Regions from separate parts of the Mus musculus genome. Here region 2 is linked to region 1. Evidence: chromatin contacts called from ENCODE Hi-C or POLR2A ChIA-PET data. All regions are on one chromosome and are shown on one strand. Each heading gives the region's core, a stretch centred on a gene start or an enhancer-like site at or near the end of the contact. The rest is flanking DNA. Distances are from core to core; before and after follow the strand shown. Region 1 holds the start of Rtel1 (regulator of telomere elongation helicase 1). Region 2 holds the start of Arfrp1 (ADP-ribosylation factor related protein 1).

Region 1 (7,017 bases), core at 458-2,957:
AAGACAGCTACAGTGTACTTACATACAATCAATAAATAAATCTAAAAAGAAAAAAAAAACTTTCCAAAACATTTTCCCCAAACGGTGAAAGCTGGGTATTCCTGCTCCTCTGCATAGAAATGTGCCTCCTAAGCCCATTCCTTATCAAATAGACCCAGCACAAACACCACCTACTCAGAAAGGACAGCAATACATTCTCAAAGTTATCCCTCTCTATAACTATCTCTTTTGTTCACTTGTTATAGTCTCCAACCAAAGAATGCAGACAAACCCAGTCTGGAATGGATGAGGGTAGGGCTACAGTAGGGGTTTGCTGAAGGTATGCCCTCATTGCCCCCTCTCTAAATTACTGTCTTGAGCTTTGTAGCTTTACCTTCTGGAGACATTCTAGCACCTTGGTCATATATTCCTGTTGGCATGGGTAGGGCTGGAAAGGAAAATCCACTGTCACACCATTCAGGACTACCCTGGGCATATCAGCCTATACTGAGGAAGACACGGTGGTAGGCCAAGATGCAGGCTGTCTGGGTCTGTGAGACAAACCCCTCTGATCATCTCAGTGTTTCAGCCACTCCAGGTAAGTGTTGGCAGCATGTGGCATCAGGTTTCCCTCTGTAAGAATTCCCTACAACACAGATAAGAAGAAATCAGCCTTTGTAGCCACAGACCATTACACCAATCATTTTAGGAAGCTGTCCTTGTAGGGTCAGAAAATCTGTTATTTCCCTATCAAAAGGTGCTTAGAGCCTATCATGGTGGCACACGCCTTTAATCTCAGCTCTCAGGAGGCAGAGGCAGGGGTATCTCTTAAGTTCGAAGCCAGCATGTCCAGGGAGTTCCAGGACAGCCAGGGCTATGTAGACCCTGTCTCAAAAAATAAAAAGGAGCTTAGAGATCTAAAGATGATCCCCTGGCTCACCCAATTCCATCCTAGACTGAAAAGCAAAGCAAAGCAAAAACCCAATGTAGTTATCAAAACAAGCACATTTTCAGCACTCTACCTGCAACTCTTCAAAAAGTCTGTGACTAAGAACCTAGGAGCATCCCCTTGTGGCCTGGACCTGAACACAAAAGCGTGGAATGTCTCCAACCTTTGATGCTCTTAAGATTGGGGTCATGCATCATTCGGTCCAGGTGTGCACCCGAATGCAAATAAAGTAGTAAAACAGGCAGGGCGTGGTGCTCCAGCCTTAGTTCCCAGCACTCAGGAGGAAAAAACAGATGGATCTCTGAGTTCGAGACCAGCATGGTCTGCAGAGCGAGTTCCAGGACAGCCAGGAATACACAGTGACATCCTGACACGCAAAACCAAAACCAACCAAACAAAGGTAGCAAAACAGAATCATGATCTGTTCAGCCCTCCGCAAGTCACTAAACTTCTCCAGACCTCCAAGTCTACTGACAGGCGAAAATCTATCCGCCGTCTTGGAACTAGCCCAGGGAGGCGCCTCTAGCTAGACACTGGCAGCAAGAGCCCGGGACCCAGAATGCACCGCGGCACTTCAGAACTAGCGAGTGCGTGATCTATGACCTCTATCCACTCAGATAAAACTGTCAAGCGACTCCCAGCTCACTTGTCTCGGTAGGGCTGCCTTTCAAAGTCCGGTATCAAACAACTGTAAAGACACGGATCCCGCGTGCTCCGCAGTCCGCTGATTGGAACTTCGCGGGCAGATCCGTGTAGCCACGCCTAAATGCTACACTTCCGTTTCCTCCCTTCCGGTCCGCTACTTTGCACCCGGGCGGAAACCGGGTTCCGCGACTTCTGAGTCAGCAGGTTCCCTCGCCTCTGGACGCCAGGGGGCTGGGGGCTGGGGGGTGGGGCTTCGTGCAGTGGACCTGGCCTCATCTCTGTATTCTATCCAAAGCACTTAATATCGTCTAGAGTCTCGCTTGTCTCCCACTCTTTTTGCTTGTTTGTTTCGAAACAGGTTTTCTCTCTGTAGCCTTGATTGCCCTAGAGCTCACTCTGTAGACCAGGTTGACCTGCCTCTTCCAAGTGCTGGGATGAAAGGCGTGCACGCCCGGACACTCATCCCCACTTTTGCATTATAAGCTCCATCTTCTGGAATCTACTAGTTCATTTGGCCAGGCCACTTACATTGTCCGCACAACTAAACAAATCTAAAGCTTTCTTGTGGTTACTGACCTCAAGTCACAAAAGGCATCTTTTCACAGCTGGAGTATATAAAATCCAAATGGCTGCATCTTACCTAGACCCCCACCCCACATTAAGAGTTCTCACTGCCTCCTCTCTCACCCAGGGTCCAGCTTATTTTCCAATCAGTGTCTGCTAGCTGTCAGGTGAGTTCCTCTAAATCTCTAGCACCTAGCACTAGCTGACAGTCAACAAGGAGCTCCAGGGAAGAGAGAGCTGCAAAGTCCTTCAGGGCGGTGCTGACATCAGAGGTGTTTGTTTATTTCAGGCAATCCCAATAGGTATTAGAAAGAAATTGACATTTCAGTGGCTGGCTCTCCACTACTAATAGATACTTGTTTCAGAGCTTCTCTTTAATACCCAGGTAGTTTCCCACAGAAATGCCCATACTTGTGCATGTGAGATCATACTTACAGAACACCCTGACAAACCTATAGATTTCCTTCAGACCCTCATCTCTTATTGGGAATTTGAAGATGAAGGAGGCCACACACACTGGGATGGCACCAATTCCAGGCAAAACTTTCTGGGCTACTAGTGAAGCTGAGACATGAGCTGATTCATCTGCTGCTTGGGTTCACATCAAGACAAGTCTAGTTCACAGCACATAGGTAGTTGCTTTGAGGCAGCATGCCCAGCTTATAATGAAACTATCCTGGAAGGAATGAATATATTCTAAGAGATGCATATGATCTTCCTTTTGACTATCAGGCCATTTAAACAATGGACCCCCCAGAAATTGGAATTCCCCAGGAAAGGAAGGAAAAGAGTGAGGGGTACCAGACAGAGAAGGGACTCTTCTTAGGGAAGAAGATTTTATGCAGTTATGACAACTTGTCAGACCACTGTGGCAAAGAGACTGAAGCTAGAGATGATGGTTAGGACCCAAGGCTGCATAGTAATGTACACATCATCCAAATAAACCTAAGGATCAGAGCTGTAAGGATCATTTGGGAGATAATTGGACTTCACTGTTCCTCTGCCCAGTGTTGCCATATTGAAAAAAAAAAATCCTAGCTGGGCGGTGGTGGCACACGCCTTTGATCCCAGCACTTGGGAGGCAGAGGCAGGAGAATATCTGAGTTGGAGGCCAGCCTGGTCTACAAAGTGAGTTCCAGGACAGCCAGGACTATACAGAGAAACCCTGTCTCGAAAAAAACCAAAACAAAACAAAAAAATCCTTTTCTATTTTCACTATTACATTGTCTACTTTTTTTTTCCTCTGTGAATAAAACACTATCTCAATTATAGGGTAGATGTAAACCAACCACACATAAGATTGTGATAAGTATAAAGAAGAGAAATTATATTAAAGGGTTCCCCTGACTAGAGGCCAGGAAAGACTTCCATGAAGACTGTTGTGGGAATATTTTGGGAAAAGCTATGTTGCGCTTAGCTATAGGACTTAGTCATAGCAAATCTTCTAGAAAGTAAGGAACTAAAACAGGCTAATAAGAACTGAGTAAAGAGACATTAATCTAAGGACTCCCGCTATGTTCAAGAGTATATTAATGGCCGGGCGTGGTGGCATACGCCTTTAATCCCAGCACTCAGGAGGTAGAGGCAGGTGGATTTCTGAGTTCGAGGCCAGCCTGGTCTACAAAGTGAGTTCCAGGACATCCAGGGCTACACAGAGAAACCCTGTCTCGAAAAGACAAAAAAAAAAAAAGTATATTAATGTCTACCTTGAGGTCTGGGAGGTTGGGAATGACTGGGTCTTCCTGTATCTGTCTCTAGGAGCCTCCTCATTGCCAGCAGCTGCCGAGTACCAGGATTCTGCTTCACCTTTCTTGTCCTCTTCTCTCTGATGTCTTCCCAGCCCCAGCATATGACACAAGTTTTACAGGGACTTGCTGAATGACTGAGTATCCTTCTGAGGTGCCAGACTTCTCCTGCACAGTCCAGAGTGAATTCAGATCAGTAAAGAATTCTAATCTGTAATCTCTCCGCAAAACAGCTGCTCATGAACTTTCTTTAGTTGAATTTGGTAAAAACTCAAGGCCTGCTCCCAAACATGGCACCATTCTGAGGCAAACATTTAATATGCCTATTGTACCTTTAGTATTTGTTCTTACTGAGTGCCCAGCACTGTGCTAGGGACAAACAACACAGCTGGTCTGTGGAGTTCAAACAAGGACAGAAGTTTATGAGGGAGTACGCCCAAGGTGAGATTATGGCAGTTCAGTCCTATGATGCTTTTCTATCTGCAAGAGAAGACTGGAAAGTTGGGAAGGTTACTTCTCTTCTCTTGATCTCAGCAACTGAGTTTAGCCTCTGGAGGAGAGTCCATCTAAAGCACACTATAATACCCAGATGCAGGTACAGTAAGTAACTTATCTAGAGGACGTGGCTGCTTCCAAAGGGGTCAGCACCATTATTAGGAATAGATTTGTGTGCTTCTCCCTCCTTCCAGCTCCCTCCCAAAGCAGAATTCCAATGTACACACAGAACTGTGTTTTCTCCATGTGAATGAGCTTGGTATTTCTACATTAAAAAGTACCACAAGTAAGCATCTCAAGACAGTATCTAGTACAATTTCCTCCATCTCTTGGAGTCTGGCACCATGGTTTCATCTTATACCCAAAATGTAGAAACTCAGGGAGGTCAGAAACTTCCCCTCCAATAGAGATTGTCGTGTCAGAGCTGGTGCTGGAACCTGCCTCTAGCTCACACCAAAGCCATGTACTAAGTTTCATGTGTTAGCTCCTTACTTCTATCTAGGGTTTCTGAAGGCAAATCATGAATCTAGGTATTCATGTTGGCAGAATTTGCTTCCAGTCGTGGTAGCTTTAAGGTCTTGCTGACTACAAGATGGCAATAGCTTTTATGTCTTTGCCACTTGACTCCATAGTAAGGTCTATCCTGCTTTGAAAGTGCTCCTGTTAGGGTTGGAGAAAAAGCTCACTGGTCAAGAGCATTTGTTGCTCTTGAAGAGGACCAGAGTTCAGTTCCCAGCATCTACACTGGACAGAATACAACCACCTTTAACTACAACTTCAAGTGATTTGATGTCCCTTTTGGCCTCCACAGGCACCTGTATACACACACACACACACACACACACACACACACACAGGAAGAGAGAGAGAATAAAACAAATCTTTAGGGAAAGGGGGGCTCCTATTTATTTGGGCCCACTGGATATTCCCTTTCTATGTCTTTTAATCCACACAATGCAATTTAATCCCAACTGTCAGATACATAGGCCCAGGCTCAGGTATACATTACTAGGTGCAAGGTTATATGCAATGCTAATAGGATGGCTCCATGTACACCTGGTCCTTAGGTTTGCCCCTGACTTTTGCCTTTGTAAGCTGCCTCCTCTTCCTAAAGTCTTGGAGGATTTTCAGAATTTTACTTCTAGCCTTATGAGTTAAATGTTTGTGAAACAAGCCATTTTTGTCTAGATTTCAGTGACTCCATCTCAAAAGTGGATGAGATAGCCCATTAGATATTAGGCTGTCTTGTCAGGAAAGGCAAATCATGTGCTCCCTACTTGTCCCAGTAAGCCTTAATGTCACCTTAGCACAGCCTAGAGTCACACAAGAAAGGGATTTCAACTGAGGAATTTCCTGGATCAAAATTTACCTGTGCCCATGTCTTTGGGGGGACTGTCTTGATTGTTCATTGCTGGGCAGTACACTCCTAGGCAGCTTGTTACCTAAACTTTTTTTTTTTTTTTTTTGAGACAGGGTTTCTCTGTGTAGCCCTGGCTGTCTTGGAACTCACTCTGTAGACCAGGCTGGCCTCGAACTCAGAAATCCACCTGCCTCTGCCTCCCAAGTGCTGGGCTTAAAGGTGTGCACCACCACCACCCGGCTTACCTAAACTATTTAGGAAGGCCAGAGAAACATAAGCCTGTTTGTGAGCCAGAGAGCAGCACTTCTCCGTGGTTCCTGCTACATTTCCGTAAAAGTGACTAGGTTTCTTGGTCAGAGGTAATGCTTTATGGCTTAGCAAGCAGACCTGATTTCAAGTTCCTGCCTTGACTTCCCTCAATGATGGGTTGTAACCTGTAAAATGAAATAAATTCTTCCCCTCATGTTGCATTGATGAAGCTTATTTCCCGTCGGGGTCTCACTATGTAGTCTTGGCTGGCCTAGAACTCACAGAGATCCTCTTGCTTCTGTCTCTCAAGTACTGGAATGAAAGATATGTACTACCATTCCCAGCCCTTGACCAAAACATTTTATTACTCCAGGGATGAAAATAGAACACATATGCATGTATACACTCAACCCTAGCAAATCTCTCTTCTGTCTTCTGGAGTCTGACACTATGGCTCCATCTTATACCAAAGAAGCAAAGGCCCAGAGAGGTTAGGAACTCTTTCTCCATCAGATAGAGAATGTGAGAGCTGGTGCTAGAACCTGACTCAAGGTCACATCAAATCCCAGTCATAGGCCTTACCACACCCTTATTTAACCAGAACCTGCTCACTCTCTGGACAGAGTTACCCCAGATATTCTTGTAGGACAGTGTCACCCTTTGCAAACCAGTGAATCCCTTCCTTTCAGTACTTAACAGGGGCTTAGAAGTCATCCACCCTCTAGCAGCCTCTGTCACCCACCCTGACTATGAGACAAGCCCATACTCTGGCCCTTCTCCTTCCGTGCCTATTCTGGGGAATGAGTCTTATCTCCACATTCTCTAAGATACACAAAGCCATATTACAGGAGTGTCATCCATGGCTGCGGCAGATGAAATATAGGCCTCTTACTGCATCGTTTTACTTCTCTCCCTCCATCTCCTCCCACTGTCTTGTCTTTGATAGTTGCTGCCAGCGTTTGTTCGTCCACTGTCTGTCGGATCTGTCTCTCTCTCCCTCTTCTCTCTCCTTCTCCCTCCCTCCCGCCCTT
Region 2 (7,762 bases), core at 1,150-3,649, 46 kb before region 1:
ACTACTAGAGAAACTCTGTCTCAAAAAAGCCTAAAATAGTCAGGCCATGGTGCAAACTTTTAATCCCAGCCTTTCGGTAGTGAGTTCAAGGCCAGCCAAGGCCTTTCATAGCTGTATGTAGTCCAGGACAGCCAGGATTACATAGAGACCATGTATCAAACCACCTTACCAAAACAAAATGAGACAAAAGCAACCGATGGATCTTTAGAGAAAAACATTAAAAAAGTAAAAAATAAATAAGTCAAAATAAGGGGCTGGAGGGATGGCTCAGTGGTTAAGAGCACTGACTGCTCTTCCAGAGGTATTGAGTTCAATTCCCAGCAACCACATGGTGGCTCACAACCATCTGCAATGAGAGCTGATGCCCTCCTCTCATGTGTCTGAAGAGAGCAACAGTGTGCTCACATACATAAATAATTTTTTTTTTTTTTTTGGTTTTTCCAGACAGGGTTTTTCTGTGTAGCCCTGGCTGTCCTGGAACTCACTCTGTAGACCAGGCTGTCCTCGAACTCAGAAATCTGCTTGCCTCTGCCTCCCAAGTGCTGGGATCAAAGGTGTGCGCCACCAATGCCCAGCAAAATAAATAAATCTTTAAAATATATTTTTTTAAAAATCAAAATAAAATAATAATAACAACCTTAAAGAAAAATGGACAAAGAAATGGGTTCTGGATTCTGCCCTCAGACTTCCAAGGCTCTAGCCCTGCCTAAAATCCTGCCAAGTGAAACTAATTTTAGTTCACTACTACCATTATAATAGAACAAATCTTTTTATTTTAGTGGCCTAAAATAAATAAATTCAAAGTACTAGAGGGTTATTCTGGATGACTGAGTTAAAAAAAAAAAAAGACATAAATCAGTTTTAGTAATTATTATTTCAGCTACATTCTGAAGTATTTGAGGGTGAGAGAAAAAGATGTAACTTGTGAAAGGTGCTTTCAAGTAGCACGGGGGGTGGGGGGGAAGGTAGGGCAAGTCAGCAAGAGATTATGTGTTTGAAATTTTCTGTAAGACTATGCAAACTACAGGAGCTGGGATGGGGCTAAGGTGTACAGTAGTTGGTTGCCTGGTGTGCTGGAGGCCCTAATTCCATCCTCAGCATAGTCAATAAATTTTTAAAAAGAGAAAAAAAGAAAAAAGGTTCCGAGCTGGAGATGTAGCCCAGTAGAAGTGGTGGCCTCCACCTGTAATCCTAGCATTTGGAAACTGAAGGCGTTCAGGATGTAGTAGAGTTGCTGACGGATCAAGAATTCAAGGACATCGAGAGTTACTACACTGCTATCTCAAAGGGGAAAAAAAAAGTTTTACACCTTGGAGAAGAATATTGATGAAGGATTGCCCTATCTTTTCAACATAAGCTCTTTCAAACTTCTTGATGTATGCAAGAAAAATCTAAGTAAACACACGGAGAACACTTCTGTAAAAGCCTGTCAGTCACCTAAGGTTTGGACTCTATTACCAACTCTGCTGGGTGCCAAACTAGTTGTGGCGACAGGCCACAGCGGTGGTCCCGACTGCGTGCCCTTCATTGCTAGCAGCAGAGGGTTTTACCTGCAGTTCTCCTTGAACCGGCACTTTCCCTCCAGGAAGAACGGACAGGGCTTCAGGGACTTGTGGGTAGGGTATAGGTAGAGGACTCGGACGCACGCAGAACCATCCTCCGCCTCTTCGGCGCCCACTACCATAGCGTTGTGATACTCCAGCGTGCCCCAAGCGCTGTAGTAGGGGGCATTCACTTTAGCACCGCTCAGTTCCTCCAGATCTGGGTCCTCCTCCTCCTCCTCCAGTGCAGAGGAGGTGGATCCCGGCTGCACCTCGCTCCCAGGGGCCGTCTCCGAGTCATTGCAGGGGGCGCCGGGCGCTTCCACTTCCTCCGCAATGGCCTTCTGGAAAGCCAGGTACTCAGCATCCTCTTGAGCTGGGCTCTCCTGGTCCACTGTAGACAGCAGCTTGCTCTTTCTGACCGACAACAGGCTGGCCTCGGTGAGCTCAATCAGCTCCTTTAGATCGCCCTGCAGCTGACGCAGGTCCGCCTGCTCAGAAGCGTCTAGGCCAGCACCGAGCGCCAGCTCTACCTGCTGCAGCTGGGCCCGGTAGGTCTGCAGGGCAGTCTCTAGGTTGTCCTCGTCCATCCCGACCCAGCAGGCAGGATTCGGAACCTTTACCGCAGACAAAAACAGGAGGAAGAGCAGTAAGAACAACTCAGGGCAACGCCGCCCCCAAAACCGCTAGGGAGCCTGAGGAGGGCCGCGGTTCCGCCGAGGGGGACCTGCACGTCACCCGCCCCGTCCTCTGCGGCCCGCAACCCCACCTCCGGCCGGCGCTCGCAGGCTAGAAGGGCTTCCGCCCTCGCCAGCCAAGCTCACGCGCTAGCCTTCTGCCCTCCGCCGGGCACTTCCGCCGGAGAGCCGAAGCTGCCGGAAGTACCTGCGCGCGGGGGCCGCTGGGATGCGATTCCGCCCGTGCTCCGTCCTTCGCTCCTTGTTCCGTCAGGCACTGTGAGGGGTCAGCGTGAGGTCGGTGGGGTTAGGAACGCGGCGGCGGCGGCGGCGGCGGCGGCGGCTCCTCCTCCAAGATCTGAGCAGGTACGGGTGGGCCTCAGCTGGACTGAGGGGCCGGGGTTCTAAAGTCCTGGAACAGGGGGACGGAAGTGGCTTCAGCTGCTGGTTCCCAGGCTCCGTGGGCCCGGCGGCGGCGGGAAGCCGAAGCCGACCCTCCTCAGGAGCTCTGCCTCTCTGGTCGCTTCCTAGACTTAAGTCGCCGGCCGCGTTTCCTGGTTCTGAGTTGAGGGTTCGGAAAGAGGAGCCTTAGGAAGGCGGAGCAGAGCAGGCCGCCACGGGCTTTTCAGGACTCCGAATTGATGGTGCATTATGAAAGATGACATTAAGTGGGAGTGGCCCAGGTCTAGCACGTGGTCAGCGATGGCATCGGGGGAATCAGGGTCAGGGATTTTAACAGAAGAGGCGGGATGGGGGCGAAGAGTCAGGATCCGCGAGGCTACACATTTGAAAACTAGCAGGAGAGGCGGACCGCTGATGAAGCGGGCAGGGCAGGAGGCCGATGCCCCCGGTACACACATTGACATCTCTCAGGGTGCCAGAACAGGATGTACACGCTGCTTTCGGGATTGTACAAGTACATGTTCCAGAAGGATGAATACTGCATCCTGATCCTGGGCCTGGACAATGCTGGGAAGACGGTAGGTCCCTGCTCTCTCACCAGTTCCCATTCCCTGCCTGATCTAACCCCCGCCCCAAGGCTACAGGTTAGTAGTCACCAGCCTCCTGAAGATCAAGCCACAGGCAGAGGCGTGCATGGCTGCATGGGTGTGAAGGGATAGGTGGGAAGGACACCAGAAAACTACTCTAGCTGCTGCTATCTAACCCCCTCTCTTTTTTTCCTCAGACTTTCCTGGAACAGTCAAAAACACGCTTTAACAAGAACTACAAGGGGATGAGTCTATCCAAAATCACCACTACCGTGGGTCTAAACAGTAAGGGGGCACCTTAGGGATATGATCTTAGGAGGTCCCTTAGAGATGGATGCTGTAAGGTCCACAACCCAGCTGACCAGTGGTCAAAACCCTGTCTTTCTATTCTGTGTTCAAGTTCCCTAGGATTGGTACCAGAATGGTTTGTCCCATCCTGGGGAGAGCTGGAACCTTGTGTGTAAAGGTCAGGAGCTAGCTCTTTCTGTACTCTTTCCAGTTGGCACTGTGGACGTGGGAAAGGCTCGTCTCATGTTTTGGGACTTAGGTGGGCAGGAAGAGCTGCAGTCTTTGTGGGACAAGGTAAGACACATTACCTGTTTGATCCTGTTTTTCTCTAGATGGCCCCTCATAGTCTTTTCTGTGAGAGTTCCACATTTACCCCAAAGATTTTCTAATTTTTTTTTTTAAGTTTTTCTGGTTTTTCGAGACAGGGTTTCTCTGTGTAGCCCTGGCTGTCCTGGAACTCACTCTGTAGACCAGGCTGGCCTTGAACTCAGAAATCTGCCTGCCTCTGCCTCCCAAGTGCTGGGATTAAAGGCGTGTGCCACCACTGCCGGGTTTTAAGTTATTTTTATTGGGGGAGGGGTGCGTGTCACAGCATGCGTGTGGGCGACGGGGCTAATTTGTAGACTGTTTTTCTCACCTTAATGTGGGTTCCAAGGATCAAACTCGGATTATCAGGCTTGTGTAGCAACCACTTTTACCTGCTTATCATACACATGGCTCTGTCTAAAGGTTTTTTCTTGGATCCTATCCCAGGTTCCCAAGTTGCTTTCTGTCTCACTCTGGTAAAAACCAGGGCTAGAGTCACCACGAAAGTGACATCAAGGGAATTCCCCCAGGGAGTACCCAATCTTTTCTTCAATCCCAAAGAAAGAAGCATTGTTCATTAGGGTAGTCTATGCAGAGCGCTTACTGAGGAACTCAGTGAGGACTATAGCCTATCCTCTAACAGGTGGATAAAAATGGCAGTTCATAGACAGGGAGGGCCCAAAACCTGTGTTCTCTGAGTCTGTCTGCTTCATTCTAGCTTGTTCTTTTAGATGGCCTTTTACCCTTCCAAGGAGGGTGTTCTCAGAGGCAGACAGCGCCTTCTTCTTTTTTTTTTTTTTTTTTTTTTTTTATTTATTTATTATATGTAAGTACACTGTAGCTGTCTTCAGACACTCCAGAAGAGGGAGTCAGATCTTGTTACAGATGGTTGTGAGCCACCATGTGGTTGCTGGGATTTGAACTCCGGACCTTCGGGAGAGCAGTCGGGTGCTCTTACCCACTGAGCCATCTCACCAGCCCAGCGCCTTCTTCTTTAGGCATTGGTTTTAGACACCTGAAACTTCCCTCTGTATACATTCCTCCACTGGCGTCTCTTCCACCCAGCCTATTAGGCACTAAGTCCAGCACTGAACAGAACAAGCCTTGACTTTCCTTCAGCAGTCCTTTGTTTTGTAGTTGGTACGGTCACTTGGCGCAGTCCAGTGCTTTAATCCAGGTGCTTTAGTTACAGTGATGTCCTATCAAGTGAAACACTTAGCAGTGGCTTCATTGGCCTTGATGAATGGAACCTATACTGATAAGTTCTCTCACTCTGGCCACTGTTCTCTGTCTAGAATGGTACCACTGATGGGCAAGTTGCTCTCCACAGTGGGTGCTCTGGTGAACCTTGAGATAGAAACTAAGTCCCCATGTGTGCTGCTTATATCTGCCTTAGGATTTTGGTATGTACTTTTCTGACCAAGCAGTATATCTTGTAGCAGTATATCTTGTATACCAAGCCTGGCAGATGTGATAAGTGGATCTAGCTACTTGGTTCCTAAGTCACATAAGACATTTCTTACAACCTTTGAAGCTGCTAGTACTGCCTGCTGACTCACTGACTTCACTGGGATGAGACCTCATATCATCCTCTATTATCATAAATCCCTCATAAATACAGTAGGACCTGCCAGTTCTCATGCCTCCAGCAATAGGCTAACCTACTGCCCTGCCCCAGAGCTGGCAGCTTCTGTGCCAGGCCCATTGCAAACCTGTATGGGTCTGGCTGCAAAGCCCTGCAAAAGGAACCTGGAACTGGCCTCCAGGACTCCATGGGAAGTGTAGGTGGGGAAGGGGTTTCACTGACTGGAATGAAGTACTCCTTGTCCACTCAGTGGTAGTACCTCATCCTACCCTGTCTGTAGCATGTTATTTTACCAGTCAGTGTTGACTTCTCACTGAGACCGGATCAGGGAACCAGAATGGTCCTGAGATAAAGTGGCAAGTGTAGGCTATTTGTCCCATACTTATAGGCACAGTGTCTCCATTGTTGTGTGGATCTCCATCTCCTGTGCTTACTTTGTCCTATCTGTCCTGTGTTAACAATACTGTCCCTTGTTGTTGAAAGCCCAGGACTGGCTACATCCACCCTGCAGAAGCCTGAGTTGAGCACTTTCAGTTGTGTTCAGGCAGGGTAGTGTCATAGACAGTGCCGACCTCAGCCCTGAGCCTCTTTTGGCTTCTCAACCTCTAGGCCTGTCTCCTACTCTTTTCTTAACATCATCTTAGCCAGGGCAACAGGTGGGTTCTCAGGAGGAGCCTCCTGGCAGAAGGTAGTTGATCACCCTGCTAGAGTCAGCAAGTTGTCCTCAAAGGTGCTTTGGTATCTTTACTACTAATCAGTCTCAGAAAACTTTTTAGCAACTCTTCCCACTGGGTTGTGCCCATTTTTGGCCCTAGGATGGCAAAGATTCCCACCATTCGATGCCTGTCTCTTCCTCTTCAGGGCCTCTTCTGCTAGTTGTGACACACGGTCTCACTATCCAGCTATGAGTACCTCTCGCCCCAGCTTTATCCTCTTCCTTCTAGTACTATGCAGAGTGCCATGGTGTCATCTATGTAATTGATTCCACTGATGAAGAAAGGCTGTCAGAATCAAAAGAGGCATTTGGTGAGTGTAGCATGGCCACTCTGGGAAGAAGAGATGATTGGGAAGACCTATGTCTAGGGAATTGTGTGGGGAGGGATGTACTAATGGGTGGTATCAGTATAGTCTGGATCCTCCCACATGTCTGGAACTTTCGTTGAGGGAGGCTGGGCTAACACCTGGATGCCAGTGCCAAGAAAGCCTCAGTCATGTTGCTTGGGCTGTCTAGTATATAAGGGGAAGGGTGGAAGGGATCTGTTTGTATACACCTTGAGCCTGGGCAGAGCCTGCAGTCATGAACAGGACACTGGGTGCAAGGCACCACCTCTCCTGCTTTCCTCAGAGAAGGTGGTTTCGAGTGAAGCACTGGACGGTGTTCCCATCCTGGTGTTGGCCAACAAGCAGGATGTGGAGGTGAGCCCCACAAAGCTGCTATAGAGCCTCTATCGACATTGCAAGGAAAGTGACATGTATGCCTCTTCAGATTTCCAGAACTTGGTGTCCATCCATCCCAATCTCCTCTCTGCCTTTCTTGGCACCCTTCTTCCACACTCTTAGGATCTCTACCTTGCCAACTTCAGTTTCTCTCTGTGTGTCACAAAGAACTGTCACTATTAGAACCAGCATCTTCCTACTAGATGTAGAATCCAGAGTGCTGGTATCACCTGTCTTCCAAAGGGAGGACCGGGGGCTTGTGTCTACGGATGCCCTCAGAGGTTCTGAGAGTATGAGCCTACAGAAAGACCCAGGTGGAAGCTCTCTGGACTAAATAAGTGGGTGTGGGAGTGCCTCAGAGATGTCTAGGTGATTAAGAACTTAAACTGCCCTTCCAGAAGACCCAAGTTTGATTCCCAGTACCCATGTCAGGTGGCTCACAGCCATCTGGGACTCCAGCTTTTGGGTATCTGACACCTCTGGCTTTAGTAGGTACTTTAGTGTGTTCACTGTACATACCCTCCAGATACATATACATAATATATAAAAAAAAAGCAAATCTTCAGTTTTTAAAGTGGGGGTGGAAAAGTGAAGACAATGGACAAACTCTTAGATGTGCTACTTCCCTTTGGACTTCTGGCTATACAAAGTCCCTACCGTCTTACTAAAGAGGCTCTGTATAGTAAGAGCTGTAGAGGACATGATGGCCAACAGTATCTGGAGGGCCAAGGAAGCTTTACTTTCCGTAGGCCCCATGTATTTACCCATTCTCATCTGACATGACCTGTCCTCCACTCATTTGCGTGAGGACGTAAGTAAGTCTCTGGTACTTGGCTGAGGAACACAGGGGTATTCTCTTAAATGAACAGGGGGACAGAGGAGCCATTGAATACTACCGAGGCTTCTCACCCCTAGGGCCATGGGCCCTGCCTCACTTGG

What was found. Hi-C counts contacts between places; a loop is a spot of excess contacts on that map. ChIA-PET counts read pairs that join two places held with the same protein, here RNA polymerase II (POLR2A).
Region 2: a loop to region 1 is called in a map of left cerebral cortex, with 2.1 times the contacts of the local background. The contact joins the promoter of Arfrp1 here to the promoter of Rtel1 in region 1. A Hi-C loop is called at or near these places in 2 of 37 maps with a recorded cell type or tissue (left cerebral cortex and regulatory T cell). POLR2A ChIA-PET finds 5 or more read pairs at or near these places in 4 of 5 experiments (Patski and embryonic stem cell).

What each region holds. Positions count from the first base shown.
Region 1 is chr2:181,314,414-181,321,430 of GRCm38, reverse strand. It overlaps Rtel1 (regulator of telomere elongation helicase 1), which reads right to left and starts at 1,707. Exons shown (of 34, transcript NM_001001882.3): 1 at 1,575-1,707; 2 at 374-625. The coding sequence starts at 475. It overlaps Stmn3 (stathmin-like 3), which reads left to right and starts at 6,931. Exons shown (of 5, transcript NM_009133.3): 1 at 6,931-7,017.
Region 2 is chr2:181,360,041-181,367,802 of GRCm38, reverse strand. Arfrp1 (ADP-ribosylation factor related protein 1) reads left to right here and starts at 2,399. Exons shown (of 8, transcript NM_029702.4): 1 at 2,399-2,584; 2 at 3,092-3,198; 3 at 3,405-3,492; 4 at 3,707-3,789; 5 at 6,331-6,412; 6 at 6,732-6,802. The coding sequence starts at 3,106. It overlaps Zgpat (zinc finger, CCCH-type with G patch domain), which reads right to left and starts at 2,380. Exons shown (of 6, transcript NM_001048148.1): 1 at 1,551-2,380. The coding sequence starts at 2,131.